Linked DNA regions of Homo sapiens: regions 1 and 2 are each linked to region 3. The links are chromatin loops, found by intact Hi-C in ENCODE. Cell type or tissue: Caco-2. All regions are shown on one strand. Each heading gives the region's core, and the rest is flanking DNA. Links, peaks and the distances in the headings are about the cores only.

Region 1 (10,812 bases), core at 1,333-9,332, 66 kb before region 3:
AATGCTATGCAGCTGGTGACTGAGGGAAGAGGGTTTGAATTCAGGTCATTGAAACCTGCAATCCAGCATCTTTTTCACAACCTCATGCCGTCTTGCCTCCTCTCTGCAGGAAGTCAGTGTACTCCGTTGCCAACTTGGGGACCGACTGAATGTGGAGGTGGACGCTGCTCCCCCAGTGGATCTCAACAAGATCCTGGAGGATATGAGATGCCAGTACGAGGCCCTGGTGGAGAATAACCGCAGAGATGTGGAGGCCTGGTTCAACACCCAGGTGGGGCTGGGGTGCCCTGGGACCACAGGCTCCTGGGCTGGGGTTACCCTTGGAAGTAGCTTGGTTTGACCATGCTCTGGGCCCTGGCATGTGTTTCAGACTGAGGAGCTGAACCAGCAGGTGGTGTCCAGCTCGGAGCAGCTGCAGTGCTGCCAGACGGAGATCATCGAGCTGAGACGTACGGTCAACGCGCTAGAGATTGAGCTGCAGGCTCAGCACAGCATGGTGAGTGGCCCCTGCCTGCGTCGCTGGCCACGGCCTGTGGCAGGTCCCCGACGCACCAGCCTCAGCGTGCAGGCTCTCATGGGGTGTGATCACAGGCCGTAGGCAGATGCCCAGGGCTGTGGGTTTCTGGGGTCAGGGGATTCCTCCCCAATAGGCAGCTCTTCCTCTTTCCCATTGCAGCGGAATTCCTTGGAATCCACCCTGGCCGAAACCGAGGCCCGCTACAGCTCCCAGCTGGCCCAGATGCAGTGCCTGATCAGCAACGTGGAGGCCCAGCTGTCTGAGATCCGCTGCGACCTGGAGCGGCAGAACCAGGAGTACCAGGTGTTACTGGACGTCAAGGCCCGGCTGGAGGGCGAGATCGCTACCTACCGCCACCTGCTGGAGGGAGAGGACTGCAAGTGAGTGGCCCTTGGGCTGGGGTAGGGCTTGACTGAACCCTCAGTGCCATGTGGAGGGCGTCAAGCCCAGAAGTGGTTGTCGCCCAGATGAAGGGAACTAAACCAAAGCCCCTTGAGATTCTCCATTTAGTCCCAGGCTTTGGTAATGCACAGCGGGAGAATCCAACCCAACACACGCCGCGTGTTTTCCGCCATCTTTTCTGATTGGCAGTTTCTGCTCTTCATTCCTGTAGCTCAGTCCTCTCACCCTTGGGGAATTCAGAGGCACTGAGATGATCCGGGGCCACCGGTCTCGCTTGATCCTCTAGATCTGTTTAACACGAATCTCAGCCCAGTGCTCCGATGCCAAATGCACCCTGCATGATTTTGTTTCCTCAGGCTTCCTCCCCAACCTTGTGCCACGGCATGCAAGCCTGTTATTAGAGTTCCTTCTGTCCCCCCGGTGCCCTGTGTCCCCTCTGTGCCCTGCACCCCGGCTCCCCAGGTTGGCACTCAGATCCGCACCATCACCGAGGAGATCAGAGATGGGAAAGTCATCTCCTCCAGGGAGCACGTGCAGTCCCGCCCGCTGTGACAGCCCACTTGGTCCACCAGGGCAGGGCCCTGACCACAGGAAGGAGGACACCCCTGTGGCTCCTGGAGGCTTAACGACCCTGCCCTTCTCTAGAGGGGTCCCCCTACGCTTAGCAGGTTTTTCTACCAAAACACTCCCCGTATTGTGTTTCCGGACTTAACTGTGCTTTTACGCCATGCAAAACCAGGTTTCCTGGAAATTTACCCAATAAAGTGTGTTCTCCTGGCATAGCAAACTCAACCCTGGCTGACTCTGTTGATGCTCATGTGCTCGTGTGGTTCATGGGGGTGTCTGATCAGGGGCTGCAGTATAGTTGTGGGGTTTCCATTTAGGTCTATCTTCTCGGGCTCTGAGTGGGAGGCGGTGGCAGGGTGATTTGAAGTATTTAATAACAAAGATGCCTCAGAGGCTGGCCAATGAGAACAGACACTGACCCAGTCTGGATGGGTGCGGCCATAGCTCTCAGCTTGGCCCTGCCTGTGAGTAGACACCTTAGGGCGGCCCCAGAAGAGGCAAAGGCTCCAGAGCCAGTCTTCATCCATAGCCCGACCTGGATTCGGTGGCTATCTCTCTTTTTCTTTCAGCTTCTCCTCTCTTGCCCAGCTGCTGTCACCCTGCTGCCTGATACTGGGGATGGTTAAGGAGAGGGGGTCCCAGGAACAAGCAGAGAGGGCCAAACACTAGGCAGCCATCCTCAGCCAGCCATGCCAGGGAGGGCAGTCAGGGAGAGCAGGGAGGTGAAGGTGGAGGGCAGGTGAATCCATGTCCCAACAAGGCACATAGGGCCAAACTGAAGGGTGCCAGGGACAGTGGGGTGGGGGTGGGTGCTCAGACATGGAGTCTGGGGAGAGGACAGCCAGGCTTCACTGTGGAGCAGAGTTCAGAGCCCTGGATTCCACTGGCTGAGTTAGGCAGGTCTGCAGGTGGGGCCTAACTCTGCCAGCTCTGGACACCCCTCTGATCAGAGAAGCATGGCCTGGGAGAGGTCTGAGGGCCTCACGGTTGGTTCCTTTGCCCCTGCTCCAGTCTTCACTTGAGAAAACAGGCCCAGAGAGGGCAGTGACTTGTTCCAGGCCACAGAGCAGTGAGTGGCAGAGACCTGGCCATCACCTGGCTATTCTGACCCTGGCTCTGGAGCTCTTCTCAGTACAATTTCTCTCTCTCTCTCTCTCTGTCTCGCTCTCTGTCTCTGTCTCTCTTCCCTCCTCCCCCTCTCTTGTGCTCACTCTCCTCTGGGCTCTCCTCTGGGTCATGGCCAAGACATCCATGACCTGGCTCTGCCTCATGTCATCAGCTACTTGCTGCTAAATGGGACTCTTCAATCACTTGCTGAGCAAGCCAGAGGTGCAGCAAACTTATCAGACAACAGGAGAAGACGTGCATAGGTAGCATCAGAGCATCCTGCACTGAGCCCGACTCTGCCACTCTGTGCTATATGCCCGGTTATGTCATGAGACCTCTCTGGTCTCAGCAGGTTCATCTGTGAAATGGGGCTGCCAGGAGGTTCTGATGAGACAGTGTGTGTGTAGCTTCCAAAAAGTGGTAGCTATCAGTGTTGCTCTTACTACAAATGCAGAGTCCCTGGCTTCAGAGTGTTGAACAGGAACCCCCACTGCATGGGCCAAGTGCTTTGCTTTGTATCTGGCAGGATGCTATGGTGAGGGCTGTGCTGCCAGCAGTGTCCTTGGAGCTGGAGAGTGAACCCAAAGGCCTCAGCCTCAGAGGATGCACCTAGCTTTGGGCAGGGGGGGCAGTTGGCATGGTTCTCTCACCTGCCCTGCCCCTTCCCTCTCACTGCTCCACTCATGCTCTAGGGCCTAAGTCTGCACCCCTGACCCTGGCCTGAGGCCAGTGTGTGACCAGGCGTGCACAGAGAGCATTGTACCTCTGTGCGGAAACAGGCAGGGGTCCAGGAATGGAACGAGTCTCCGGGAAACAGCTGAGCTGCCTTGTCACTGTGGATGAACCACACAGGGCATGACCTGATAAGTAATCACATCATCAGCACCTTGTGTTGTACAGTGCTTTCCCTTTTTATGATCACTCTCCAGTTTACAGGGCACACTCATAGCCTCATCTGATGCACGCAATCAGCCCTGTGTGGCTGTGAGCTCTTTATTTATTCATACTTGCCTAGCTTTTAATTACATTGTCCAGAGCATATGTATCAGTTAGGAAACACCTCCTATCTCAACCTCACACACACCCTTAACTGAGTTGCAATTGAAATCACTGACCAACAAGCAAACCAGAATTCAACAGTGTTGTGGGGGTAGGTGGCGACTGGTCTAAAGTCACACAGCAGGCGGCTGACTTAGGAGCCTTCTTAGGTCTTTGGGCTCCTATTTCATTGATATGGAGAGAGATATAGAAAACATTCAATAACATTTCCGCAGAGTGAATATGATGTTTTATTTCAAGGCGGTATGGTTTTTCTGATCCTTTTTGTACTTTCCAGATATGCTATCTGACTGCCTTTCTCATTCACATATACACATCAATTAATCAACAAAGAGATAACAACGGAACATGGCATACACAGCTAATCCAATCTTAAGGCTCAGGCCTATCTAGGAAGGAGCAGGGGTGGCGGAAGCGGCTGGAACAAAGAGTGGATAACAGGCACAATTCCCGAGGAGCTCACGTCCAGCTGTGGAGACACCTCGCCCCCTCGCTCCCAGCAACTGCACTGGGATAGCAGGAGCGGGTGTGGGCAGGGTTTCAAGTTTTGGGGAAGAGGAGAAATCACTGAGGGCTGGGGTGACCAGGAAAGGCTTTGGGGCAGATTTGGATTTGATGGGCAGAAAAAGGAGGAAGGAGGGCAAAGGGCATTTTAGGGCCGTATTTAGTGTATCCGTGGCATGATCTGGGGACAGCCTGGACCACATCTGAGCAGAGTGCAAGGATCCTGTAAGGAAAGTTACTAGGAATGTGCTAAACAATGTTAGTTCTTGCTGATAAGGGGTTCTAGATAATCATGTCATTTAAGAAAAGCATGCTAAAAAGGAACAGAAATAGATCAGACCAATTTACAAAATACCTTAAAACAGCTTGAAAAATATTACATATATGTTTTATAAAGTTATCTAAAAATCTTATCAAGAATTTTTTAGTCACAACTTTAGCACTAAATTGGTTTATGAGATCCATCTCCCTTGGGCAGAATGGCTTTTGGCCCAGAAAACACTTTGTTCTTGGCCAAAGGGGCTGGTTAGTCTGGACAGGTGCTGCTCACCTACACAGAGATGCCGGATCCCCTTCCATCTCTGAGTCTCAGTTTCCTCATTTACAAAAGTAGGAATAGTAGGCTGGGTGTGGTGGCTCATGCCTGTAATCCCAGCACTTTGGGAGGCTGAGGCAGGCAGATCACGAGGTCAGGAGATCGAGACCATCCTGGCTAACACGGTGAAACCCCGTCTCTACTAAAAATACAAAAAAAAAAAAAAAAAGAAAAATTAGCTGGGTGTGGTGGCGGGCACCTATAGTCCCAGCTACTCAGGAGGCTGAGGCAGGAGAATGGCGTGAACGCTGGAGGTGGGGCTTGCAGTGAGCTGAGATCGCACCACTGCACTCCAGCCTGGGCAACAGAGTGAGACTCCATCTCAAAAAAAAAAAAAAAAGAAGTAGGAATAGTTAAGATTGACTGTGTTTTCCTTTCCCCGCTCCCTACTCTCTTTTGTTTCCTCCCATTCTTTCTTTCCTTTCTTAACACAATTCACCGTGGGAAAAATCACTTAATTAATTAATTAATTCATAGACATCTAGAAGCCCTGCACTGTGCTTAACACTACAGAGATTTAAAAAAAAAGTACAAGGTCAATCCTTGCCCCCATGCTTACAGTCTCCCTGGGAAAATAGGGCTGAAACACAAGACAATCAGAAGACGTCAGTTAATTGGAGGCCAAGAAATCTACCAATAGTCACTGCCTTGGGCATTCAGAGCTGGGAGGGCACAGCAGGGCTGGAGCAGGGGCCAGACTTCGGGGGAAGGCCTGGCCAGGACTGGGCCCTTAGAGGCAGTGGGGTGGGCCTGTGGTTTGGAGCTGCAAGGCCTGGGCTTTAGCCTCCCTGGGAAGCCTGTGTGGACCTTGGGTAAGCCATTTTCTACTCTGACCATTGTCTCCTTCTGTAGGAGTCAGCACCTTTCTATCCACGACTGTGTTGGAGGGTGTGTGTGAGGCCTTAAAGAAGATAGCATGCCTTGAACAGTTGTACAGATGCTTTTTCAGCTGTGATCTGGGACAGGCTCCTGAAACAGTCCAAGCCTCCTCTATTTAATGGGCTATTGGTGATGCCAATCTCATGAGTTTGTGTGAGGACTGAATAAGAGAATGCATAGAGACAGATCAGCGTGGGGGCTGGTGGGTACTAAATGCTCAGTGAATGATGGTTGCTACCATCAGCCGGGTTATTGATAGGGCTGTGTGAAAAGAGCTCCAATTCAGGCAGCCAGAAGGAAGGGCTTCTCCATTTCTCAACCAGGGCTGGGGAAGACATGCCCTCCTAGATGTCATCATGGGCAGGTGTCCAATTAACTGATCTCTAGGCATTGTGGCTAGAACTTAGGCTCTACAACCTGCACAGACTTCCTGGCAAGGGAAAGAGTAGGGAAGTGTCCATCAGGGCTCTGCAGTATCTAGGGTGATAAGCTGTCCCATTTTACCGAGGACTGAGGTTTCCCTGGCATATGGAACTTTCGGAACTAAAGCCAGAAAATTCCTGGGGAAACCAAGAAAATTGGTCACCTTAGCCATATTTTCTGGGCCAATTCAAGAGCCTTCTGTGTCTCCCTGGCTGCAAGACCCCTGCCTTCCTGCACCAACCAAGTTTACCCTTCCATCTTCTGGGAGCACCCCAGAGACCTCCTCTACTCCCTCAGGCCAATAAAAGAAGTCAAAGTTGGAGAAAGTCAAGACAGTGGCTGAACTCCCATGCTTGCTTAATGCGGAGGCTGAGGTCTGGGCTCAAATGACAGGTCCCTTTGAAGAACTGACAGGGACTTGGTCTTCCCAGTGATGTGGGGTGGTGGAGATGAGTCTTGACATAGTAATGGGGCTCCTATTTTATGAGACTGGTAAATTTTCACAGGAAACTAAATAACAGGTTAATGAGGGGTTTTAATAGAAAGTGGTGTTAACTTTAATGAGGAGAAAACACTTTGTAAAGGCCAACCAATGCCCACTGGGGCAGAGATATAAATCTGGGGTAAGGAGCTGCTTCTCTGCTTTGGGGTGTCTGGCCTCAGAGACCTATCAATTGCATCTGAGTTGCAGGGGCCATGGCTTCCAAATGCCTCAAGGCCGGCTTCTCTTCTGGGTCTCTCAAGAGCCCAGGAGGGGCCAGTGGGGGCTCCACTCGTGTGTCCGCAATGTACTCCAGCAGCTCTTGCAAGCTTCCAAGTCTCTCCCCTGTGGCCAGAAGTTTCTCTGCCTGCTCAGTGGGTCTGGGCAGAAGCAGCTACAGGGCCACCAGCTGCCTCCCTGCTCTCTGCCTCCCTGCTGGAGGCTTCGCTACCAGCTACAGTGGGGGTGGGGGCTGGTTTGGGGAGGGCATCCTCACTGGCAATGAGAAGGAGACCATGCAATCCCTGAACGACCGCCTGGCCGGCTACCTGGAGAAGGTGCGTCAGCTGGAGCAGGAGAACGCCAGCCTGGAGAGCCGCATCCGTGAGTGGTGTGAGCAGCAGGTCCCCTACATGTGCCCTGACTACCAGTCCTACTTCCGGACCATCGAGGAGCTCCAGAAGAAGGTAAGAGGTTCAGAGTGGCTTTGGATTCCCAGGAACTTTGTGTCACCAGCATTCATTGGTAGTTCTGTTCCCATAGGGCATGTTGGAAGTCACCAAGCATGTTCATCTCTGTGGCCTCATTTGCTCCTCCCAATAACCTTAAGAGGGAGGTATCATTAGCCCATTATACAGTTGAGAACACTGAGATTCAGGCTGGGTAAGCGACCCAGATGGCAGTTACTGGAGCCAGAGCTTGAACATCAGGTCTATGAATGAACTCTGTGACCTTTGGTGGTATTGCCCAATCCTCTGAGTCTTCTGAGTTTTCATTTCCTCTTTTATTTAAAGTCAGGGGATTGGGTTTGATGTATTTAGTGCAGTGCAGTTCAGGCTTCCCATAAGTAACTCAGGGAAGAAAATGCCTGTCAGAGAAGTTTCTTTCTTGCCAAGGGCCCATATCCACTTCTCGCCTGGCCCAAAGTTATAGCTGGCTCCTGTGAGGGACCATTTATGACCAGAGAATCCCGGGGTATGTTGTTGGCAATGAAATGCCCTGGGCCCCCAGTAGGCCTGGGAGACAGGGAGATTGGAAGAAGCCTCATTTCATCATGCCAGGCCTTTCCTGTTGCATTTTCATGCAGCTATCTAACCTGAGTAACAGGTCACAGATACACTGCACTGGAAGAAACCCTGGACTTTCCATAGTTGATCCCTAGAGCCTGCCCATAACACTCCAATGCACATGGAGTAGCAGAGGTCTAGGATGGGTGACTTCCTCCTTCCAGAGTCAGCCCTTGTCAGCTTTAGGGAGCTCCAACAAGTGGAATGTCCTTTCTTGCAATGAAATAACTTCTTCATATCTCCAGACTCTATGCAGCAAGGCTGAGAATGCCAGGCTGGTGGTGGAGATTGACAATGCCAAATTGGCTGCAGATGACTTCAGGACCAAGTGAGTTGTCCTGCTTGTCATGTGGTTGGGGGCTGCTAGAACTGGACACAGGTGATGCCTGAGCTCAGGGTTTTGGCTGTACTCTGTCATTGGGGCATAAAAGCAGGACTCACAGCACCTGGACAGTCTGAGGGCAGGCCTGACTTAGATGCAAAAAGGAAATGCAGACTCAGGTGCCCTGTTCTATGCCTGCAGGTATGAGACGGAGGTGTCCCTGCGGCAGCTGGTGGAGTCAGACATCAACGGCCTGCGCAGGATCCTGGATGACCTGACCCTGTGCAAGTCTGACCTGGAGGCCCAGGTGGAGTCCCTGAAGGAGGAGCTGCTCTGCCTGAAGAAGAACCATGAGGAGGTGAGCATGGGGGAAAAGGTGAACACGGCACAGCAGGTGAGCATGGGGGAGGAGGTGAACATGGGGAGGAGGTGAGCATTGGGGATGAGGTGAGCATAGGGGGAGGTGAACATGAGGGAGCAGGTGTGCATAGGGAAGAGGAGGTGAGCATGGGGAGCAGGTGAGCATAGAGAGCAGGTGAGCATGCAGAGGAGGTGAGCATGGGGAGGAGGTGGGCATGGGGAGCAGATGAGCATGGGGAGGAGGTGAGCATTAGGAGGGGTGAGCATGGGGAGGAGGTGAACATGAGGAGGAGGTGAACCTTGGAGGCAGCCCTCTGGGAATTAGTACTCATCCTGGTCTGTGCTATAGGAAGTGAACTCACTGCGCTGCCAACTTGGTGACCGCCTCAATGTTGAGGTGGACGCTGCCCCACCTGTTGACCTGAACCGAGTTCTGGAGGAGATGAGGTGCCAGTATGAAACCCTGGTGGAGAATAACCGCCGGGATGCTGAAGACTGGTTGGACACCCAGGTAGGTACCTGGAAACAGTCAGTGCAACAGGGGTATGTGGTGGCTCACATGGAAGTGACCCTGGGGCTCTGAATCAAGAAATCTAACTTTGAGTCCCATCTCTGTTTTGACCTTGCTGACAAGGTCAAAACAGACCCACTTCAATTGACCTTGCTGACAAGGTCAAAACAGACCCACTTGGGCAGGTTGCTGTCCTCTGAGCAACAATGCCCTCCAGTATAAAATAAATGAGTGGGACTGGGGAATCGGGAATGTCTTTCTTGGCTCATGATTCTAACCGGCCTCTGTAGCTCTCTGAAGCCAAGTCCCTGGTGTGGCTGACCAGGTTCTGTGTGTGTATGTTTCAGAGTGAGGAGCTGAACCAGCAGGTGGTGTCCAGCTCAGAGCAGTTGCAGTCCTGCCAGGCAGAGATCATCGAGCTGAGACGCACGGTCAACGCCCTGGAGATTGAGCTGCAGGCTCAGCACAGCATGGTGAGCCCCAAGGCAGGGTGGAGCTGCCTCTGGACCAAGCCGAGGAGCACACAAGCTCCCCAGCTTCCATGCTTTGACCACACAGGCGGACTCCAGGGGTCCATGTTCTTGAGCACCAGGGGTTCTCTATGCAGAAAAGAGGGAATGAGGGACCAGCTCCAGTCACAAATCCCCCAGTGGTAAAGGACAAGAGACCTGTAGCAACTGACATGTCCAGGCAGTAGGTCCTATATTTGTGCAAGCAGATACATCTTCTGAGTAACTATCAGTTACTCAGAGATGACACTAACAGGGAGATACTTTCTAGATCAAAGAAGCCACAGGGGCTAATTAGCTCATCTCAAGTGAGATGTCTGATTGTGGTTCATCCTAGCTCAAACTCTGATTCTCCGAGCTTCTGTTCTTGGATTCTGAGGCCTCACTGAGACCCAGATTCCTTCCTTGCTCCTTCTCTGACCTCTAGCCTTTTTCCTCCCTACACAACTCTTGACCTCACAGAGAGATGCTTTGGAATCCACCCTGGCAGAGACGGAGGCCCGCTATAGCTCCAAGGAAGATTCCTTCCTTGCTCCTTCTCTGACCTCTAGCCTTTTTCCTCCCTACACAACTCTTGCCCTCACAGAGAGATGCTTTGGAATCCACCCTGGCAGAGACGGAGGCCCGCTATAGCTCCCAGCTGGCCCAGATGCAGTGCATGATCACCAACGTGGAGGCCCAGCTGGCCGAGATCCGGGCTGACCTGGAGCGGCAGAACCAGGAGTACCAGGTGCTGCTGGACGTCCGGGCCCGGCTGGAGTGTGAGATCAACACGTACCGGGGCCTGCTGGAGAGTGAGGACAGCAAGTGAGTATCACTGCATGTGCTCTTGTCTTCTCACTGCAATCTACCAAGTTCTGGGAAGACAGCATGGTGCCTAGAAAGAGCCTGGCATTCGGAGTCTGGAGTTCTGTTCTCTTAGTTCTGGTCTTCCTGAAAACTCATCACGTGACTCCAGCAAGCCCCCTTTCCTCTCAGGGCCTGTTTCCCTTTTGGTAAAACAAGGGGGCAGGATCAAGGTGGTTTTTAGGGTGCTTCCCAGTTTGCATAGTCTAGGATCTACTTTGAGTTACTGCAAACAGCAACTGGAAAATCACAGTAATTTGTTTTCTTTTTTCTAGGCTCCCCTGTAACCCATGTGCACCTGACTACTCACCCTCCAAGTCATGCCTTCCCTGTCTTCCTGCGGCCTCCTGCGGTCCTAGTGCAGCCCGCACAAACTGCAGCCCCCGCCCCATTTGTGTGCCCTGCCCAGGGGGTCGGTTCTGAGAGCGGGTGACCCAGATGGCC
Region 2 (10,812 bases), core at 1,786-9,785, 56 kb after region 3:
TTGCTAAGCACCCTAGGCCTAACAACATTTTGCTGGTTGCTCAAAACATACTTTGGGGCTTGTTGGGGAATGAGTGACAGCTTACCTTTTTTACATAAAGGAGTGTGGTAAGCTGACCTACTTCCCCTTGGGACCAGACATGTATGGCTGAAAGGTCACACAAATATCTTTAAACTACTGTCTACTGTTTGATGCTATCTATTAGCTTCTGAAGAGGTGCCAGGTAGGTTAATGACCAAGACTGGAAGGAGATAGAAAACATTCTTACACTCTGTTTCACCTAGATAACTAGAACTCAAGCTAGATAAATGGATAGATGGATGAATGGATGGATGGATGAACTGATGGATGGGAAAAACGGGAGAAATGAAATAACTCAAATAATGGTTGATTCAGATCTCATGGCTGAATGCAATACTACGAAATCAGATGCATGTCTCAAACATTAGACGTTTTCATGATGAAAACATGTGTCATACTCTAGTAGTATCCCATGAAATAAATAGGAGGAATGAAACCTGGTTTCTCTATATTTAAGTAGCAACAATTGTAAGCCAATTATCATGCCAGGCTTATCACTGAGCAAAGGGGAAATAAGAAAGAAATGATAGAATCTTGGACTGGGTAGAAATATTAGCAATCATTTAATGAAGCAGCCGTATCATACAGATGAGGGAAGGGATTCAGAGAAGAGGCCAGAATTTCCAGAGGTGACAGCTGGGCTTCAACTCATGTTTCCTAAGCTGCAATGCAATCCTCTTCCCATTATATTGAACTGCCTCAAAGAAGTTATTGAAAGACTTCTTTCTGTGGGTTTATTTCTTCCCTTTTCTCCATTAGGAAGTCAACACCTTGCGCTGCCAGCTTGGAGACCGCCTCAACGTGGAGGTGGACGCTGCTCCCGCTGTGGACCTGAACCAGGTCCTGAACGAGACCAGGAATCAGTATGAGGCCCTGGTGGAAACCAACCGCAGGGAAGTGGAGCAATGGTTCGCCACGCAGGTGGGCATCTAAGCACGTGGCCACTCAGGACCCGAGGCCCCCCAGGGCCCCGGAGGCAGGGTCTGATCCTTTCTCCCCTTGGGTGTTTCAGACCGAGGAGCTGAACAAGCAGGTGGTATCCAGCTCGGAGCAGCTGCAGTCCTACCAGGCGGAGATCATCGAGCTGAGACGCACAGTCAATGCCCTGGAGATCGAGCTGCAGGCCCAGCACAACCTGGTGTGTATTGTTCAGACCTGCTGGTGAGCGATGGGAACTTGGGAGGCAGAGTCTTGGGGATGCCCTTGGGGCCACACACTCTTCTTAGCTCTTGGAGCTTGTGAGTTTTTTCGAACCCCATGGAGGAACCCTATAAGGAGCAGCTCTCTGACATTCCTGATCTTTCCCACCACAGCGATACTCTCTGGAAAACACGCTGACAGAGAGCGAGGCCCGCTACAGCTCCCAGCTGTCCCAGGTGCAGAGCCTGATCACCAACGTGGAGTCCCAGCTGGCGGAGATCCGCAGTGACCTGGAGCGGCAGAACCAGGAGTATCAGGTGCTGCTGGACGTGCGGGCGCGGCTGGAGTGTGAGATCAACACATACCGGAGCCTGCTGGAGAGCGAGGACTGCAAGTGAGTACCTGGCGGACGGCACCCCTGCAAGGGACAGGCACTGTTCTACTGTAGGATAAAACAGAGACTTTGAAAATCAAGTTTCAGATGCCAATCTGTCTGTAGAGGCGAGAGTTTTATATTACAGCCGTGGGAAGTGTAGGATATTTGTTGCTAACATTATCTGGGCTAAAGATACTTTCTTTTACAAAAGATAGTCATGGGACTTGACTCCTTCCTCCAGTAGAGATTTTTTGGATGTTGATGGCCAAATAAATCTTTCTGTCTTCAGGACTGTCTTGTCACCACAAAAAGGAAAATGAAACTGTAACAATGATCACTTTTTCTGATTTAAACAGAACTTTCAAATCCACCGTTTCATTAATTCTTGTTAGAATCATCTGAGGCAGGCAGAGTGGGAATCATTATCACCTTCTTATAGATGAGCATTTGAGTGTCAATAGGGTTGATGATCAATAACTAACAGTACAGCAGTTGCCAGCGAACATAATATTTTTATGAACACAGTCTTGTGGAATTTTCATAATCCTGTGTGGTTGGTACTACCAGTCCTACCTTACAGGTGGGAAAGCTGAGGCTTAGAAGGAGGAAGTGACTTTCTTGTGTGTCTAGGGTCATACAAGGAAGGCTGGGATTCCACCTTACATGTTCTTTGCTCATTTCTGCCACTGTATCAGAACTCTGTAGAAGGAGTGATCCAAACAAGGCATGGCTTCCTAGGACATCAGAGAACGGGTTCTGCTTGTTTCTGTGTCTCTTTGGATTGAGTCTCCCTTGTTTGAATCACCCTTCTCATGCTGACAGTCTAATGCTTCTGCATCCCAGGCTGCCCTCCAACCCCTGCGCCACCACCAATGCATGTGAAAAGCCCATTGGATCCTGTGTCACCAATCCTTGTGGTCCTCGTTCCCGCTGTGGGCCTTGCAACACCTTTGGGTACTAGATACCCTGGGGCCAGCAGAAGTATAGCATGAAGACAGAACTACCATCGGTGGGCCAGTTCTGCCTCTCTGACAACCATCAGCCACCGGACCCCACCCCGAGGCATCACCACAAATCATGGTCTGGAAGGAGAACAAATGCCCAGCGTTTGGGTCTGACTCTGAGCCTAGGGCTACTTGATCCTCCTCACCCCAGGTCCCTCTCCTGTAGTCAGTCTGAGTTCTGATGGTCAGAGGTTGGAGCTGTGACAGTGGCATACGAGGTGTTTTGTTCTCTCTGCTGCTTCTACCTTTATTGCAGTTCCCCAAATCGCCTAATAAACTTTCCTCTTGCAAAGCAGACATGATTCTCATTTGTATTCATTCTTTTCAAAGTGTTGACTCTCTGTGTGCTTCTTATAAAGCCACTTGAAAGCAGAAGGAGGACTTTATAGGTTAATCATCTCCTAAAAGGTCTTCATCACCTTCATTAACATTCATTAAGCACAGTGAGTCCCAGCATCCACTTAGGCCAGCATAAAACAAGTAGGATCACTAGGACAAGAGGCCTCGTCTGAATATGATAAACATATTTCTCATGGGACCTTACTCAGTAAAATGCAACGGTGAGCATCTCTAGACAGTTCCACTCATTCTTTTAAGTCCCTAGCAGGGATGACAGAAGTTAATATTTATTGAACACCTACCAAATGCCAGGAATTGTGCTACTAATTTTTTCTCTTCCTCACAGTGAGGAAGAATCAATGGCAGGACTGAACCCAGAGTTCACTCTCTGCTTGTCAGTTACACATGAGGTGTGATTATGAGAGGACAAAATTGATTTCAAACAAGCACCCAGAGCTTATACATCCTCCTGGGGAGACACAATGCTGTTAGTGCTCAAAACATCTCTGAAACTCTCCTTTGTGAAATACTGAATAACTCAATACTAAAAAGCACCACCTTGCCATCTTCCATATTTGAGCAATACCCAACCTATTTTGAAAGTGTTTCTTTTCTCACTTGAATTGTTTAACCATGGGAACTACATATGAATTTCGGGACCCTCCCCCTCAAAGTTATTTAGAATCAAATTAGGATATTACAAGTCAGGTGTTTGCAAATGCTAACAGTGACCACGGTACTGGTGCCTGGCCCCTACTGGTGCCTGCTGATGTCTAACCAAGGTTAATGGCTCCCATCACTGTGCATGCTGTGGTTTGTGCCAAGGCCACTCCCTCAGTCTGCAGATTATTCCCAGATTAACCAATCTGCTAATTATGTCTTCTCTCCTTGAGATGAAGCTGATACTATCTCCCCTGCTGTGATGATGCCGGTTCCATCATCACATGTCAGTCTTAAATTCTTAAATTTTTTTTTTTTTTTTTTTTGGAGACAGAGTCTCACTCTGTCACCCCAGCTGGAGTGCAGCGGCATGATCACGGCTCACTGCAGCCTTGAACTTCCCAGGCTCAGGCTATCCTCCCACTTTAGCCTCTTGAGTACATGGGACTACAGGCATGCACCACCATGCATGGCCAATTTTTGTATTATTTGTAGAGAGGGGTTTCGCTGGGTTATCCATGCTGGTCTTGAACTCCTGGGCTGAAGTGATCTGCCTACTTCAGCCTCCCAAATTGCTGGGATTACAAGTGTGAGCCACTGCACCTGGCCAGTCTTAAATTCTTGTGCTCTCATATTCTAGTTCACTTAATATCTACTCCTTTGTTGTTGATGCTGCTGCAGCTTAGACAGGAGACCTTGGAAGACCGTCTGAGTGATACTCCATCCTCTGCTCAGAATGTCTTAGACCCAGTTTGTGGACTCTATTCTCTCTTTCCTCAGGGAGAGTTCATTCCCTGGAGCTACCTGCATGCCTCATGAAAACCGCCCTTGTTCAATTTATCCCGGCAGTTCTCCACACATGCTGGGATTACTGTCCACTGATAGTTACCTCTCAGCTACCTTCACCAGGAACAGTGCCTCCCAAATACCCAGTTGCATGCTTTGTGAGTGAGAGGTCAAAGTTCTCAACACAGTAAATACACTTTGTTTTTAGTGTTCAATTTATAAAATATTAAGCAAAACTTGTTTCTATGTTTGATGTTGTGTCAGCGGAAAACATGGGTCTAGGGAAAACAGTCCTTAGTTCTTATCTCTGCCATGGTGCTCTCCTTGGAGGATAAAAGAAAGGAGTGTCAGGGAGATCACTTTTTCTCAGGACAAAGCCAAATTGCTCTTCTGAAGTATCTGGGAAGGGTCAGTGTTACCACTGAGAAATAAAACTAAAATCCTAAGTCCCCCAGCTGACTGAACGGACTCTGTCTTGGCCAAGGGGACCGAAGAGAAACCTTAAAAACAGAGTCACATGTATGTTTATTGCAGCAATGTTCACAATAGCAAAGGCCTGGAATCAACCCAAATGCCCAATAATGATAGACTGGATAAAGAAAATGTGGCACATATATACCATGGAATACTATGCAGCCATAAAAAAGGTTGTGTTCATGTCCTTTGCAGGGACAAGGATGAAGCTGGAAACCATCATTCTCAGCAAACTAACACAGGAACAGAAAACCAAACACCGCATGTTCTCACTCATAAGTGGGAGTTGAACAATGAGAACACGTGGACACAGGGAGGGGATCATCACACACTGGGGCCTTTTGGGGGGTGGGGGGCTAGGGGAGGGATAGCATTAGGAGAAATACCTAATATAGATGATGGGCTGATGGGTGGAGCAAACCACCATGGCACATGTACACCTATGTAAAAAACCTGCACGTTCTGCACATATATTCCAGAACTTAAAGTATAATAAGAAAAAGAAAAAAGAAGGAAAGAAAGAAAAAAACAGAGTCCCTGACCATGACAGGATGGGAGGTCAGACATGCCTCAGTATGCCCCCTCCTTATTAACTTTTAACCAGAATTCTTTCCTAAGGAGTAAGCAGAAACCAGCTCTGGAAAATAAGAAACAGATGAATCATTCCTTTATCACCTTTAGCCCATCATCTGAAGCTGTGACTGGATTCCTTCCTCCCGCCTTTTGCAGTTTCAACACAGCAACCAACTGGCTGGCATTCCTTCCTGATAAGAGACCACCAACCATGGAGTGGTCTGGCCAGTCTACAGAGGATGTGCGGTGAGGGTTTTCACATCCTCTGCCTCACCTTTCAACATCAGAGGGCCAAAAACTCCATCCTTGGATCATGCTAATGCCACCATTTGTGAACATGCGACCCATGAAGAGGCATGAAGCTCAATTGCACATGCTTACATTTGTCTTTTCATAAATATTCATGACTCCTCCTGTAGCTTATTAAATAGTGCATTTGGCCACCTCACTCAGCATACATTCCTTTCTCACATTTCCCTCCCTCAAAATGCTTACTCTTGGCTTCTGCCAGAGGCTACGCTTCCCAGCTTGCAGGATGGTCAGCCTGGAGGCTGCAGCCTTTTATGAGAAATAAAGCTCTCCTTTCCAACTTTATTAATCTTGTGATTTTTCAGTTGGCACTACTTAGCTTACTGACTTGGCAAGATACGCTGGCTGTAAAATTCACCATGACATGATGACCTGCAATTGGCCATCTAGTGTGACAAGGCAATGTTGCCAATGAAATGTGGGTATAATCTAGCTTGTCTCACTTCATAATTTTAAAGTTTCTAGTGAAATTAAATATTTAAAAAATCTTTTTATTGGTCATTCATGTGTCTTCTCTATAAATCAATTCAATCCAATGTATAATCATTGAATGCTTACGATGGTGCCTGTTGGGCAGAGCACTGAACAAAACAAAGACCTGCTCTAAGAAGCCTACTTTCAAGTGGAAGAAGACAGACAATAAAAAGAGGCAAACAAGCATGACTGTGTCAAGCAATAAGTGCTGAGAGGAAATATAAAGCAAGGAAAGGGAATAGGAAGTGGAAACTTTTGGATAAGGTGGTGAGGGCACTCTATGTCTGATGAGGAGAAATAGGGTTTAATCTATTTACATGTAATTTTATTACTGACTTTTTGGACTTATTTTAAAAATCTTACTTTGTCCTTTCCATTAAGGATGATTTTTTTTTGTTGCTTATTGTTTCCTCAGTTCCTGACACCTGTGGATTGATCTTGTTTTCTTTGTTCCCCCTTTTAATATGTGTTCTTAATTTTTAAATGTGCACACTTGACTTAGCACTATCTAATTTAATCTCTTTCTTCTTGCATAAAAACAAGATCCATAGAAGATGTTTTTGTTTTTTGTTTTTAAGAGACAGGATCTAACTCTGTTACCCAGGCTGGAGTGCAGTGGTGTAATCATAGCCGATACAGTTTGGATGTTGTCCTTGCCCAAGTCTCATGTTGAATTGTAATTCCAAATGTTGGAGGTGGGGCCTGGTGGGAGGTGATTGAATCATGGGGGCAGTTTCTCATGAATGGTTTAATACCATCCCCCTTGGTACTGTTGTCACAACGGTGAGTGAGTTCTCACAAGATCTGGTTGTTTAAAGGTGTGTAGAACCTCCCCCACTCCCTTGCTTCTTCTCCCACCATGTGAGACACCTCGCTGCACCTTTGCCTTCCACCATGATTGGAAGCTACCTGAGGCTTCCCTAGAAGCAGAAGCCTCTATGCTTCCTATACAGCCTGCAGAACTGTGAGGTAATTAAACTTCTTTTCTTTGTAAATTACCTAGTCTCAGGTATTTCTTTATAGCTGTGTGAGAATGGATTAATACAATGGCCCACTGCAGCCTTAACCTCCCAGATCCTGAGGATCCTAACCTCAAGTGACCCTCCTGCCTCAGTCTCCGAAGTAGCTGGGACCACACATGCATGCCACCATGTCTGGCTAATTTTTTACTTTTTATTTTTGTAGAGACAAGGTCTCTCTATGTTGCTTAGGCTGGTCTTAAAATCCTGGGCTCAAGGGATTCTCTGTGTTGGCCTCCCAAAGTGTAGGGATTACAGGTGTGAGCCACTGTGCCCTGTCAGAAATTTTTGTTTATGTTCTTTACTTTACTTTTTTATCTTGGTTTATTTTATTATTTATTTATTTATTGACAGGATCTTGATCTGTTGCCCAGGCTGGAGTGCAGTGGCATGATCATAGCTCACTGCAGCTTCACCTTCCTTGTCTCAACCTATCTGCCTGTCACAGCCTCCTGAGTAATGGGACTACAGGCATATGCCACCATGTGTAGCTAATTAATTTTTTTTTTTGTAGAGACGAGGGTCTTTCTATGATGCCCAGGCTGGTCGTGAACTCCTGGGCTCAAGCGATTCTTTCACCTTGGCCTCTGAAAGTGCTAGGATTGTAGATGTGAGTCGCCATGTTCAATCTTACCTTATTTTTATGCTCCAAAATTTGGTCATTATTATTATTATTTAGAATTATCTACATGGTTACCAGTTTATTTGTTTGCAGTGTTTCTTGGACTTTATTCGTCCTTTCTGGTTTTAACTTTTTATTTTCTGAAATACATTCTTTGGTAGTTTTTATAGCATTTGCTATGGTTTGAATGACACCTCCAACCATTCACTACTACTTAAACCATTCACTACTACTTAATGGTCAAGTAGTGATTAGGCCATGAGAACCCTGCCTTCATCAATGGATTAATGTCATTTTATCATGGGAGGGGGGTAGTTATCATGAGAGTGGACTTGTTATAAAATGAGTTTGGCCTCCTTTTGCTCTCTGGCTGTCATGCTCTCTTGCATTTACACCTTCTACCATGGGACAATGCAGCATGAAGGCCCCCATCAGATACCAGCATCTTGATAGTGGCCTTCCCAGTCTCTAGAACTGGAGAAATAAATTTATTTTCTTTATAAATTATCCAGTGTGTGGAATTCTGCTGTAGCAACACACAGCAGACTAAGAATCTATAAGTGACAACTTCTCTGTTATTTTCTGAAAATGTCTTTTCTTAGTGGTCACTCTTACATGATGGTTTAGTTTGTATAAAATTCTAGGTTGGCAGCTATTTTCCTTCAGCGTGTTGGAAATATTATACCATTATCTTCTGGATTCTGTTGTTGATGCTGAAAAGCCTATTGCTAACCTGTATTTCCATTGTTGGTAATTCTTCTATTTTTTTCTCTCTTTGACTCTTTCTAAGATCATCTCTTTGTCTTTAGTGTTGTGCAGTTTCACTATGTTATTCTAGGGATGGCTTTGGTTTAGTTTTCCTACTTAGGACTTATGTGCTTCTTGATTGATTCATGTATTTCAATACCCGTGGAAAATTCTCAGCCATTACATTTTTTCAATATTACTTATATCTTATACTCCATTTTCTCCTTCTGAATTCCTTTTTTTAAAAAATAGCTTCACTGAAGTATAATGTATCATATATAATTCATATACTATAAAATTTACAGATCTAAAGTATAAAATCAAATGGTTTTTAGTATAATGAGAGTTATAACTACTACTACCATTTTAGAACATTTTATTACCTCTAATAGAAACCTTGTACCCATTAGTAGTCACTCTCTGTTCCCTGCAACCCTCCAGGCCCAGGAAATCATTGCTGTCTCTTTAGATTTGCCTGTTCTGGACATTTTATATAATGAAGTCATAGAATATGTGTTTTTTTGGCTAGCTTCATTTACATAGTATGTTTCAAGGTCCATCCATGTTGTAACATATAACAGGTATCATGGAGGAATAAGTGCATGATCCTAACCTAGGATCATGAAGATTTACTTCTACATTTTTTTCCTAAGTTTTCTAGTTTTAGCTGTTACATTTAGGCTGTGCTCCATTTTGAGTCATTTTTTTTGTCTGTGGTGTAAGAAAGGGGTCAAACATTTTATTCTTTTGCATGTGGATGTCTAGTTGTCCCAGCATTATTTACTGAAAAGATTATTTTTCCCCATTAATTATATTGGGACCTATGTTGAATATTAATGGACCATAAATGTGAGGGTTTATTTCTAGACTCTCAATTTTATTCTGTTGGTCTGTATGTCTATCTTTATGCCAATAGAATACTGTCTGTGTTACTGTAGCTTTGTAGTAAGTTTTGAAATCATGAAATGTTAATCCCCCTACTTTGTTCTTCTTTTTCAAGATCGTTTTGGCTATTCTGGTCTTATGCATTTCCACATGAATAAAAGGAACAACACGTCAAGTTCTATAAAACAGCTAGCTGGGATTTTGGTAGGTGTTGTTGAAAGTTTAGATCAACTTGGGTGATACTGCCATCTTAACTGTGGAGCCCAATGGAACATCTCTCCTGTAACACAGAGGTGTGCAGGAAAGAAGGACTGCACTCCTCAAGCCACCCTGCCTGAATCCTCCCTATGTAGAGGGAACTGGGGTTAGAAATGGGTGAGCTATGAAAAATGGGATCTGCTGATGTGTATTGGCTGCTGGGAGGATTGGGAACTGCCACTCAGCTGCCCAGCACATGGTGCTTCTGGAAGGCAGAGACATGAGAAATAATGGAGTCCCTCATTTAAACATCATAGCCCCCAGTGTTCTTATCAAGTTTCCATTTTTTGTGTGTGGTTGTTGAGTAAATGCTTCTCATTTGTTGTAAGCCCTTTAATCAATGCCTAGAGCCTTTGACTGATGTCTTTGTTAATTTTGAGTGGCTTAATAGATGTCTTTCTAGGGGAGAGACTTCCCCAAGCTCTTCATACCACCATTTCTGTGCTTCTTCAAACAGATTTTGGACCTTCACATTCTAGCTTGTCTGTCATCTCTTTCATATTTTCAATCTCTAAATATTTCTGTGTTATATTCTGGTAAATTTCCTTAGAGATCTTTTCCAGTTGACTTATTCTCTTTTCATCTTTGTCTAATTTAATGTTTAACCTATCAATCGAGTTTGAAAATTTGTTGTATTTTACTTTTGTAGAAAAGAAAGGCTCTTTTATTATTAATTTTTTTAGAATTGGCTTTAATAAATGCAATTCTAACAGAGATGACAATACTTTATTTGGCTTTGTAAGAAAGGGATATTTCAGCTATTAAAGCTAACAACAATTTGATACATAAAAAGTGATTGAATAAAGGGAATAATAAGGCAGAAATGCATATTTTATATCTTAACAGAAATGAATAAATGCAACATTCCATGTAAAAACTAACAAAATTACATCAATTCCCAGACAAAATCTATTAGGAGTCAACTTAATTTTATAAAAATGAATTTGTCATTTAATGAAAAAAGTAAAACAATTAAATTTATTGACTCCTAGAACTCTGTTAAAATATTTCTGTGAAGCTCTGTGGAACAATTATTAATAAAATTAAGCTGACAGAACAAATGCA
Region 3 (10,812 bases), core at 982-8,981:
CTTTACAACACAGTGCGGAAGTTCAGGCACTCACTCCACAAGATTTTACGAGGTGCCTGCTTTTTGTCAAGCACTGGGGATACAGGGATGAACATGACAGTTCCTTAAGTTAGATTTGTGTGCATGAGAGAGAAGTCATGGTCATGTTGACAGTGATTTCTCCAGAGCTCTGAGAATGTCCTATGACATTTTGGAATTTGCCCTATGTGTGATGAGTTTGGTCATGATTTTCACTGCTGAGTTTTGGGGCACCTGGATCTCTTACCCCATTATTTCCCATTACAGAAGGACTGTCTGCAGAACTCCCTGTGTGAAGCGGAGGACCGCTACGGCACAGAGCTGGCCCAGATGCAGAGCCTCATTAGCAACTTGGAAGAGCAGTTGTCTGAGATCCGGGCCGACCTGGAGCGGCAGAACCAGGAGTACCAGGTGCTGCTGGACGTGAAGGCCCGGTTGGAGAACGAGATTGCCACATACCGGAACCTTCTGGAGAGCGAGGACTGCAAGTACGTGTGATCTGGGCAATTCCTAAGCCACACACATGACTGTCAGGCAATTCCTCAGAGGTAATGGAAGTGCTTGCAGAAGATATCATCTTAACAAACAAGCCTTCCTGTGCTCTCTTGCTCAGTGACTCATTAACCTCTCCTGGTCTGTGCAGACTGGATTATTGAGAAAATGTTCTCTAAATGATAGCCAGGTCCCTAAGCCAAATCTTCCCCAAGGATTCCTGGATGTAGAAAGACACAGATGAGAGAACTGTTGGTATAGATTCTCTGGTCTGTGTGCCTTGTTGGTGGCAGGCCCAGCCTTCACCCTGATCTTACCCTTGTCCATCAATCACTGAGACATCTTTTTAATGTAACTCTTCTTTCTCTCCCTGCAGACTCCCCTGCAATCCCTGTTCCACGCCTGCCTCCTGTACTTCTTGTCCAAGCTGTGGCCCTGTCACCGGTGGGTCTCCCTCTGGCCATGGAGCCAGCATGGGGAGATGATTCTGAAGGCCCGAGTTAGGAGATTGAGGCTGGTTGCACTGGGGTCAGGAGTGCCCTCACCTTGCCCAGTCTTCCTTCAAGACTAGACTCACTGAGGCATTTTCCCTAAATCAACCGGTAGCAGATACTTCCAAGGAGTGGCTCCCTGCCTATGCCTCTAAGCTGTATTTTTTGTTGTTGCTAAAATGTTGTAATTATCTTCCATGAAAGCAATTATTTTTCCTGGTGTCTCTTCTTGGTACTTTTAGTTCTATTCCAGTGTTTCAGAATCTCCAAAAATGTAACTGGGTTCCCTGCATTAAATGGTCAATAAACCTCCTTCCTGCACCAAGTGCTGTCTCCCCGGTGTTGGTTGTATGTGAGATGTCGGAGAGTCCTGGTCGTCAGGTCCTGTGTCCTCACTGGCTCTGACATCTTGCTTCCAGGAGCTCCCTGGGGTGCTCTGGGGCCTCTGGATGAAGGTCCCTTCCTGATGTTGGATGTGTATTCACCTTTCCCAGGGATCCCTATAGACTGGTGGAAGGAAGTGATGCCAGTTGCCAAGTTTGAATTCTTTCAGAACAGCTCAGAGCTAACATGTCCCTACCATGCTTTTGGCATCTTCAGCCTCTTGTTATTTTGTCCAAGAGCAAAATCACATCACTTAGCATTCTAATATCGTCAAAGGAAGGTCGTGTTGAGAATTGTCTGAGCCAAGTTGCCAAGTTTTTCCTCTCACTCCAGTTGGCCCCTTTCATGGAGCCATGGAATTCTCGCCCACTCTCCCAAATGCAGAGGCCCAGATTGGGCACTGGAGACTGGGGTCTTGGTCCTGGGGCACTTCTAGGCTTTAGTTTTCTCTAGAGAGATGCTGCCACTGATGTTTCTGTTGTCTATTCTGCTGCTGTCTTGGAGGTGCTGGCGGTGAGGGCTGCCGCTGCCATCAGAGCACTCCAAGTCCCTGCCTGCCTCTCAGATGTGGCTTTGGCACTGGCCAAGGTGGTTCACAGCCAGATGCAGTTATAAGCAGGTGGAGGAGCAGCCCAGAGAGGCTGCTGCCTCCCACGCCATGCTAGTCAGTTTACGGCAAGCACCAAGTGTGTCCAGAAGAATGAAACTCTTGGGTCTCAGCTTGTCCATGTGCCCTGGTGCAAAGAGCAATGAAAAACTGGTCCTTCTTCATGGTGGCATAGTGTGGTGGAGGTGGATCTTCTCTAGGGTCAGGGAAACTTGGGTTCAAATCCCACCTTGGTGACTCTGAAGTGGGATTTGAACCCACCTTGCTGAGTGAAGTTGGCCAGGTCACTGCATTCTCTTGAGACCTATTCCTTGTTTGTGGAAGTAGGATAGTTGTATTTCCCTCTCACTGTGGTTGAGGGGTAATGCATCTAATGTTCCTGGCATCTAGAAGGTGTTCAGTGGATATTGGTTTATTGGGGCTCCCTAGGAACCAGCAGGTACAATCTCTTCCTCCCAGAGAGAAAAAGGAGCTGAAGAGATAGTAGCAGAACCCACTCTCAGCATCGGGGCCCTAGATTCTACGTTGGTGGCTGGAAAGTTTGGCCATATTCCTTGTTCATGTACATGCAATAATAAAAGCCATCTTCTGTTGTCATTAGGCCTGTTTCTCACTCCAAGTAGCCTAACTGAATCCAAAAAAGCATTCATTGGGCTGTCAGAGGACAAGACTGTTTGGTGGGCTCTTCTAATGAGGAACCCACAAGAGTCATGTTTTAAGAAGTGGCCATGACCCTCCCTGACCCTCAGTGTGATGGGGTTGTGGAGATCCGACCTGTCCCCACCTTTCTTGGCCAGGTCACACCCTTAACAAGCTCTACCTATGAGGTCCCATGGCTAGGTGTGACAGGAGGTGCCACTCAGGTACATAGAAAATGAAGGCTAGAGGCTGGCAGGTGGGTAACCAGTGCAGTCAGGACACCTGGACCCTGGGGTTTTACTCACATTCGTTATCCTAGCCTGAGAGCTTAGGGCTCCCTCTGGTACCAAATCCCAGACATCTTTTCTTGCAAGTGATTCTCCCGCCTGGACATTCTGTGCCTGTCCCTGGCCTCTCTGCCTCACATACTCTCACCGACTGGATGGATATAGCCCTGAATGTGGCACAATAGGCTTTGCTTTGGCCACAATAACTGCAACCAGGTGTCTCTTATTTTCCTTCTCCTGAGGCTTCTGCTCCCTTGGCTGGGGGCCACATCTGGTTCTGAGCCACCTAGTGCTTAGCCCGTCCCTCTTCAGTTCACCAATCCTGCACTGCCTGTGGGCTGATGTGTGATATTTCTTCCCAGCCTTCACGTGGTAACATCAGTTGCGGCTCATGAGGCCCATGCACTTATGTATTTTTTGACACCAAATGCCATTTCTCACAAATTCCAGCAAAGTGGAAAGGAGAAAGGGTAAACAGCTACAGGCTGCTGGGGTGGACACTGCAGTCACCGAGAGAGCTCTGGGGAAGGGCCCACTCCTGCTCCCACCACTGTCTACACTGGGAAGCCAAGAAGATTGAAGTGAATTTCTGGACTTTCCTGAACAGGAGCATTTTTTATTTGGATAGTTTTTTTGTAGACGATGATATGTGATACCTAAGGCTGATGGTGTGTGCCCCACCCTCCCCTCCTTCCCCCCAGCATCTTCTCTTTGTCTTCCTGACCAAGAACAAAATCAATTTCATCTGTTCTCATGGCCACTTATAATCTTCATGAGCTCAGCTTGAAGCTCATGAAGTTCTCAGCCTGTTTAAATTAAACCATTTTTAATGTATCTTTTTTCTACCTAATTCAGTGTTTCATAACCATGCCTTCCCACTTAATAAATGTAAAGATATCTTGCCTTCTCACTTAATGTTTTAACTTTCAAAAATGTAAATACCAAACTCGTATCATGACTAAAAGACAGCTCATTTCAAATACAGGTTATGCTTGTTTTCAAATGACACTTCCTCTAACTAAAATAACTTCCCTGCCATCTGTTTTAGATATTCCAAACATCACCTCCCCACTGGGGCTAGGGGGTGATACACAGACTCTCCCAGTTAGAATCACCGTTCCTATTCAAGTATGAGCCCCTGGGCTAAGCTTACCTGCTTTACCTGCCTGCCAGGTGTAATACGTTTTAGCTTCTGAGGAGGAGGGTTTCTCAGTGACCCAGGCTGCTCTGCCCTGGCCCCAGGCCTTTGTCTGTGACCCCCTAGTGGCCAGTCCCAGGTAGCTATATTTCACACTCATCCTCTCCAAACTTGAATGCAGCTTCTCCCGCTCTAGCCAGCTCTTTCCTTTGACTTCTCAGCTCCCTTGAAGCACACAATTGTCCTAGGAACTTGGGGGTGACCTTGGGGCCACTTTCGGTTTCTCTTCCTCCTTTGACCCCATATACAGTAATTCTCCCTGTCTTGTAGAGTCCTTCTGCAGCATCTATGTCCTTTGTGCCTTCCTTTACTTCAGCACTGCTGGTGGCTGGTTTTGGGTTCCATCACATCCTGCCTGGATTCTTGTAAGAGCCTCCTCCTGCTCTCTTCTGTGCCAGGTTTGTTCTGCACACACCACCAGCCCTTCACTCTTTTGTGTTCTATTTATTGAGTAAATATTATGTACAAGGCACTGTATTGCATGCTAGAGAGCATACGAAATGAAGATGGAGTGTTCCCACTCCAGGGTGCACACTGGGCAGTGGTAAAAGGAAAATGGGGCCGGGCGCAGTGGTTCACGCGTGTAATCCTAGCACTTTGGGAGGCCGAGGCAGGTGGATCATCTGAGGTCAGGAGTTTGAGACCAGCCTGACCAACATGGTGAAACCTCGTCTCTACTAAAAATACAAAATCAGCCAAGCATGGTGGCACATGCCTGTAATCCCAACTACGCCAGAGGCGGAGGCAGGAGAATCACTTGAACCCGGGAGGCGGAGGTTGTAGTGAGCTGAGATCACGCCACTGCACTCCAGCCTGGGCGACAGAGCGAGACTCCGTCTAAAACAATAACAACAACAAAAACAAAACAAATAAACAAACAAAAAAGAAAATGAAATGTCAGGGCTTTCTAAATTTATTATGCCGAAGTGAAAAATTAAGCCTTGGAAACTGGGTCATGCGATATAGCTGTTCTTCTTCTCTCCTGCAAAGACAGTTGCTTCCTGACTTGTGTGTTGACATGTTGCATAGTAACCAGACTCCCTTGTCTGTATTCAAACCTAGAGTAAATGACATTGGAGAAGGAGGCCCTTGTGACTGCTACCTTTTTACAATAGAATGTTAAGCAACCCCATGAGAGTGTAATCAATAGCGGTCAATCAGATCTTACATCTGTACACTAGCCTTTGTGTGGAAAACGTCGTAATTCTGTTCAGCACCTCTATTTTTGCCTATATAAGTGATCTTCATTTTCCCCCTGCACTGGGAGTACTGATTGCCATTCTTCGGTGTTCGTGTGTCCCCAGAAGACGGCTCTCACATGCCATGCTTGAAAAAACTCTTTTTAACCAGATCCTGAGCCTTTTGATTATTTTAGGTTGACAGGCACTGGATTAATTTTCTAAAATTTCTCCTTTGATTCTCTCTTTCATCTGCTCAAAAACCTCCAGAGGACTCTGTTCTGTTTCTAGCTCTTCAGGCAAGTTGTGTGGCCCAGAGCAGGAACTTCATAGCTATTTGTTGAATAAATCCAGTTGGACAGCTGGCGTCTAGGAGTGTTGGCCTTGTGTTCAGTCCAGAGTCCACTATCTGGCCCTTTCTGGGTCACTGGGCAGAGCAGAAAGAACTTGGGCTTCAGGGTCAGGCAGACCTGGGCTGACATTTCAAGGCCCATACTTTTCATTCCAACTTGGTGAGTTCAGACAACATCCCTAACTGCTCTGAGCTTTGTTTTCTTTACTCTACAGTGGGATACTTGTAACTGCTTTGTAGTGTGGTTATAAGGATGAAAAGACACAACTATATGGGAAGCATATGGTATAATACTTGGTGGCACATAGTAGGTGGTCAAATAATAACACAGTAGGCCGCACATAGTAGGTGTCTATCTAATTTGCGTGTATAGATTTGTGAATGTGTGAGAGAGAATTAAGTAAAATATTGTATACCAAGTGCCAAGCTCGGTTCCCTTCACATAATAGATGTCAATAGATATTACTTCATGTGACCTTTATCTGTCCTTTATGAACATTGTTTTTCGCGTGGACTGGCCTCTTCCCCACAGGCATAAGCAACACAGTGTGCATATTTTCCTTTTTGTCTCTCCTCTCTCCTTCATCCTAGATATCCTCCTAAAACAAACCTCAGCAAAGAAGAGCAAACTAGGAAAACAAACAGAACTTGCTTATTACATTGGAGAAAACTGCATGCTAACTGATTTGAAGTACAGTAATCCAAACACTGGCTCCTCTTGAATTCATCAAATCCTGTTTTGTGACCTGGTGCTTCATTCACCTAGGATGAAGTCACCACAAAACTTGTCTATTGCTATGGAGCAGTGATTCCGTCTTCCAAGGGTGGTCCCCAGACCAGCAGCATCAGTGTCATGTGGGAACTTGTTAGAAATGCAGACTCCCTGGCCTGACCCCAGACCGCTTGAATCAGAAACTGTGGTGTGGGGCCTGAAAACCTGCATTTTTTGCAAGCCCTCTGGGTGATTCTGATGCTGGTTAAAGTTTGACCACTGGTGGAGATGTTATGAAAATAGAAGCAGACAATATTTTTAGCATAGAGGAGTACAAACTTCACTCTTACAGGCTTCAGAAATGCAATTTGGCTCTTTGGGTTGACATTTTGTGTCATTCAAACTCATTTCTTTGGGGGTCCAGTACTTGGGACAGGCCTGTTGTTGGCTGTTGCATTTCTGAAGTTGTACCCAGTTCTCTTGAGCCCACTTCTGCTTCTGAGTGTTTTCTTGTGTTCATCCTCTTTTTTTTTTTGTCACCCAGGCTGGAGCACAGTGGCTCGATCTCGGCTCACTGCAACCTCCACCTCCCAGGTTCAAGCAATTCTCCTGCCTCAACCTCCCGAGTATCTGGGACTACAGGCGTGTGCCACCACACCCAGCAAATTTTTGTATTTTTAGTAGAGATGGGGTTTCACCATGTTGGCCAGGATGGTCTCGATCCTTGATCTCGTGATCCGCTTGCCTCGGCTTCCCAAAGTGCTAGGATTACAGGCGCGAGCCACTGCGCCTGGCCTGTTCATCCTCTTTTTCTGGAAAACTGTCTCCCATCTTTCCTGCCCATCCAAGTCTTCCCAATCTTAAGTTCCAGACAAAGTGTCTTTGATGGCCCCTCTATATCTCTAAGCTCCAGTCACTTCTCCCTCCACTGAGTTACGTGACCTCTTTTTCTGCTCTCAGCTTTTTGAGGGTGGAAATTTCTCCTTTTCATCTCTGCATCCCCCATCCCCTTGAGAAGGGCTTTGGTATAACAGGAGTTCAGGAATATCAGACATTCAGAGTAAGTCACCAGGATAAGGCAAATCATGCCTTGGAGAATATCACCCACATCTGTATAGAGTTACAGAGAAGGGTCCCCATGCGTCTCATTGACTGTATATGGGACCAACTGGTGGCTGGCTGGTTGTCATGGCTGAATAGCCAGTGGCTCCAGCATGGTTTACACAAAAGTCCTGGGCAAGAAGGTTTTCTGGCCATCTACTGGCAGCCTTTCAATCTAAACTAATCAGAAATCCCACTGTACAGCCCGCACTTAAGAGTGATAGTAACTGTTACATCATGGAGCATGTCCAGGGAAACATTCCTGGGATGGCAAGGGGACTTTGAACCATGCTGAATGCAGAACCAGGAGTAAGAAATCTCACATCTGCCACAAAGAGCTGAGAATATGGCAGAATGATTAGATTTATCCTGTATGGGACACCATGGGGGAGAACTGGAGAGTAAATGAACTAAAGGGCCAACTCTCTGACTTACTTGCCAATGTATTACTAGCCTCCAGCTCAGCCCCTGGTTGGCACAGAGTAGGTACTTCATAGCTATTTGTTGAATGAATGAATGAATGACCCAACAAAAGCTATAGGGAGAGGTAACACGAAGGTAGATTTGTGAAGACTTTCTAAAAATTCTCTATAATGTGAGTGCCTTAAGGCTGAGCTAGCTGCTGTTAATTTTCTGGATACCAGTGTCTTGCACAAAGCCTGGGAAGCTGTTTGTAAGCCACAGGAACTGATGGTGTAAGCTCTCCTGGAAAATGGTGGACTAGATGACTAGTTGGAGGAAGGTCATCGAAGGGATTTAATGCAAATGGGTACTAGACTAGAGGACCCTGAAGTCCCTTTCGTCCTGGAGATGCTATGTTGTAGTGCCAGCTGAAACACACTTGCTGCTTCAAGGGCCCTCGTGGTGAATTCATTCATCTTAGGAATGCGGTCAAATTAGCATCTTTGTTAGCATAGACTGGAAGCTGGCTAGCTGCCCTTTTCCAGGGTGTATTGAACAAATGGCCACTGGCTTATTTGTTTTAGAAATAGGGGAGGCCATAAAGGTTCTGATGCTCTGAGTGTGTCTGAAGATTAAGGAAATTTAAATTTTGTTCTAGAGTCTCCCAAGCAATGGATAATCAAGGTAGATGCATTTCAAAGAAATGCAAAAATATTTCAAAAGATGAAAGATCAAAGTTCTTGAGTACGTATCTTCTGTAAACAAGGGTGATGAGGGACTCAGTCTGGTGAAAGGGTCAATAGAAAGGAAAGATGCCTGGGAAGGTGGGTGAGGCCCTGAGAACAGACACCATAAAGTGTTAATCACTGCCTGCCTTAATTAGCCTGTAGACTCCAGTACACAGAAGCATAATTTTATTTTCTGAAAATTGCAAACCATCAGTTTTATTATGAGCCGTTTTTTTCTCACTCCCAAAACGCTTATCTGTTTCACGTATGCACAGGGAAAGTCTTAATTGCCAACATCTGTTTTATAGGTTGTGTATTGATTTTAATTCAGTTCAAAATACTTAAAAATTTTTAAATTAGATTTCTTATTTAACCCAAGGAGTATTAAAAACTGTGTTAGTTTTCAAACACCAAGATTAATTTTGAACTTAGGTTTCATTTTCAGTTTTCTAATAATTTGTGTAAAGGAACTTTCCACCTTTTTTCTGCTACTTTCCTTCAAAAGGAAGCTGGCTATTTATTTTTCCTTATACTTGAAAGTCGTCTTCCAGGGCAGATCCCTACCTTTCACTCACCTTTGCCTCAAGACCATGGTCCTGGTATTTAAGACTTTTCACAACCTGGACTCAATGCAACTTTCCGGGGCTTGGGGATAATGTCTCCATTATAAATACCAACACAACTAGACTATTTTCCATTTTCCAAATGTTTGATTGTGTTTATTTTGTTCTCTATGAGAGAAGCTCATTCCCCAACCCTTTATAAAAAATATCATTCAAAACATATTTGGAAAATCCCCTACTCCATGAAGTCTTTTTCCGGTCTCTCAGTGAGCTCTCTTCCACCTCGAAATCTTTGCAGCTGTCTTTTAAAAAAAAAAAAATACTTCCTTTTACTGTCTTCATAATATCAAGATCATTTACTTTTTTATCTTTCTTATTAAAATCTAAAATCTCCTTCTTACAAGACAGCATAGATGTGCGTTTGTTCCGCACTGGGCACTCTACAAATATCTATCAAAACAAACAAATCATGATTTTTCCCTTTCTTCAATGTGCCTGATTGACTAATATTTTAGGTTTTGCTGCATTGGGAACATTCAGAGGTAGGAAAAGAATGTGGGAGTGAGAGAGACTTGCAGGACATTTTAGGAGCCTTTAGTTCTTGATTATTTCATAGACATAAGCTGACAGAAGGGGAAAGATTTCACAGCCACAGAAAGTGGGCTGCTTGAAGAAGACCTTGTTTTCTCTGTTTTCCAGGACCCTGCAGTGATGGGAAGAAAGAGGTTAGGGCCTCTTTCATGAGCTCATTAACTCTTTATAGGAAACAAAAACCACTGACTAATAGAGTGATTGTATAACAATTGACATAAATATTAATGAGGAAAATGCCAGTTTTCTTGCACCAACACCCACTAAGGCTTATATAAGGTCTACAGGAGAAGGAAGATTTTGGTGTCAAGCAGATCCAACTGTGGGCAAAGCAGGATCTTGCCTTTTAGCACCATGACTTCTGACCATTGCAGTTCCCTCCTCAGCGGGCAGGTTTCAGAGGCCAACGCTGCCTCTCTGTGCCTCTTGGCTAATGTGGCACATGCCAATCGAGTCCGTGTGGGGTCGACTCCCCTGGGCCGCCTCAGCCTCTGTCTGCCCCCAACCTGCCACACCACTTGTCCCTTGCCAGGGACCTGCCACATTCCTGGCAACATCGGAATCTGTGGGGCCTACCGCGAAAACACCCTGAACGGCCACGAGAAGGAGACCATGCAGTTCCTAAACGACCGCCTGGCCAACTACCTGGAGAAGGTGCGCCAGCTGGAGTGGGACAATGCAGAACTGGAGACCAAACTCCATGAGAGGAGCAAGTGCCACGAGTCCAGCGTGTGCCGAAACTACCAGTCCTACTTCTGCACCATCCAGGAGCTCCAGCAGAAGGTGAGGTTTGCGGTGCACCAGATCAGGGGTCAGGAATCTGCTTACTGCCTGTCGGCCAAATCCGGCCCACCACCTGCTTTTGCAAATAAAGTTTTATTGGTTCATGGCCATGCTCATGCATTTGTATGTTGTCTGCAGCTGCTTTTGTACTACAGTGGCAGAGTTCAGTCATTGTAATGGAGACTGTAGGGTCTGCAAAGCCTAAAGTATTTACTATCTGACCCTTTACAAAAAAAGATTACTGACCCTGGGTCAGCAGTGGATTTTTTTTTTCTTTTAATGTGGG

The links. Peaks named below come from ENCODE experiments on the same cell type or tissue, not always from the same donor. Only the 100,000 strongest peaks of a DNase experiment are listed, where the experiment ranks them.
Region 1: it touches region 3 in a loop (2.9-fold over the local background); 11 of 110 quality-filtered maps call a loop at or near these places.
Region 2: a loop joins it to region 3, with 4 times the contacts of the local background. A loop is called at or near these places in 3 of 110 quality-filtered maps.

Annotation. Positions count from the first base shown.
Region 1 is chr17:41,477,035-41,487,846 of GRCh38, reverse strand. It overlaps KRT35 (keratin 35), which reads left to right and starts at 6,696. Exons shown (of 7, transcript NM_002280.6): 1 at 6,696-7,220; 2 at 8,066-8,148; 3 at 8,344-8,500; 4 at 8,852-9,013; 5 at 9,361-9,486; 6 at 10,109-10,329; 7 at 10,644-10,812. The coding sequence starts at 6,750. The coding sequence ends at 10,791. It overlaps KRT36 (keratin 36), which reads left to right. Exons shown (of 7, transcript NM_003771.5): 4 at 110-271; 5 at 371-496; 6 at 677-897; 7 at 1,276-1,711. The coding sequence ends at 1,471. RefSeq lists an enhancer at 996-1,949. In Caco-2, for the core only: no CTCF peak of the experiment used is centred there; no DNase peak of the experiment used is centred there.
Region 2 is chr17:41,355,582-41,366,393 of GRCh38, reverse strand. KRT33B (keratin 33B) reads left to right here. Exons shown (of 7, transcript NM_002279.5): 4 at 841-1,002; 5 at 1,094-1,219; 6 at 1,395-1,615; 7 at 2,441-2,896. The coding sequence ends at 2,558. Among named protein-coding and RNA genes, the nearest start is that of KRT33B, 8.8 kb to the left of the region's middle. RefSeq lists an enhancer at 1,286-1,787. In Caco-2, for the core only: no CTCF peak of the experiment used is centred there; a DNase peak (open chromatin) is centred at 5,603.
Region 3 is chr17:41,411,061-41,421,872 of GRCh38, reverse strand. It overlaps KRT37 (keratin 37), which reads left to right. Exons shown (of 7, transcript NM_003770.5): 6 at 286-506; 7 at 887-1,326. The coding sequence ends at 995. LOC100505782 (a long non-coding RNA gene) reads right to left here. Exons shown (of 3, transcript NR_040111.1): 3 at 9,285-9,454. It also overlaps the pseudogene KRT41P. Among named protein-coding and RNA genes, the nearest start is that of KRT37, 8.1 kb to the left of the region's middle. RefSeq lists a silencer at 462-756 and an enhancer at 9,835-10,336. In Caco-2, for the core only: a CTCF peak has its summit at 4,175 (motif pointing left); DNase peaks (open chromatin) are centred at 4,142 and 5,702.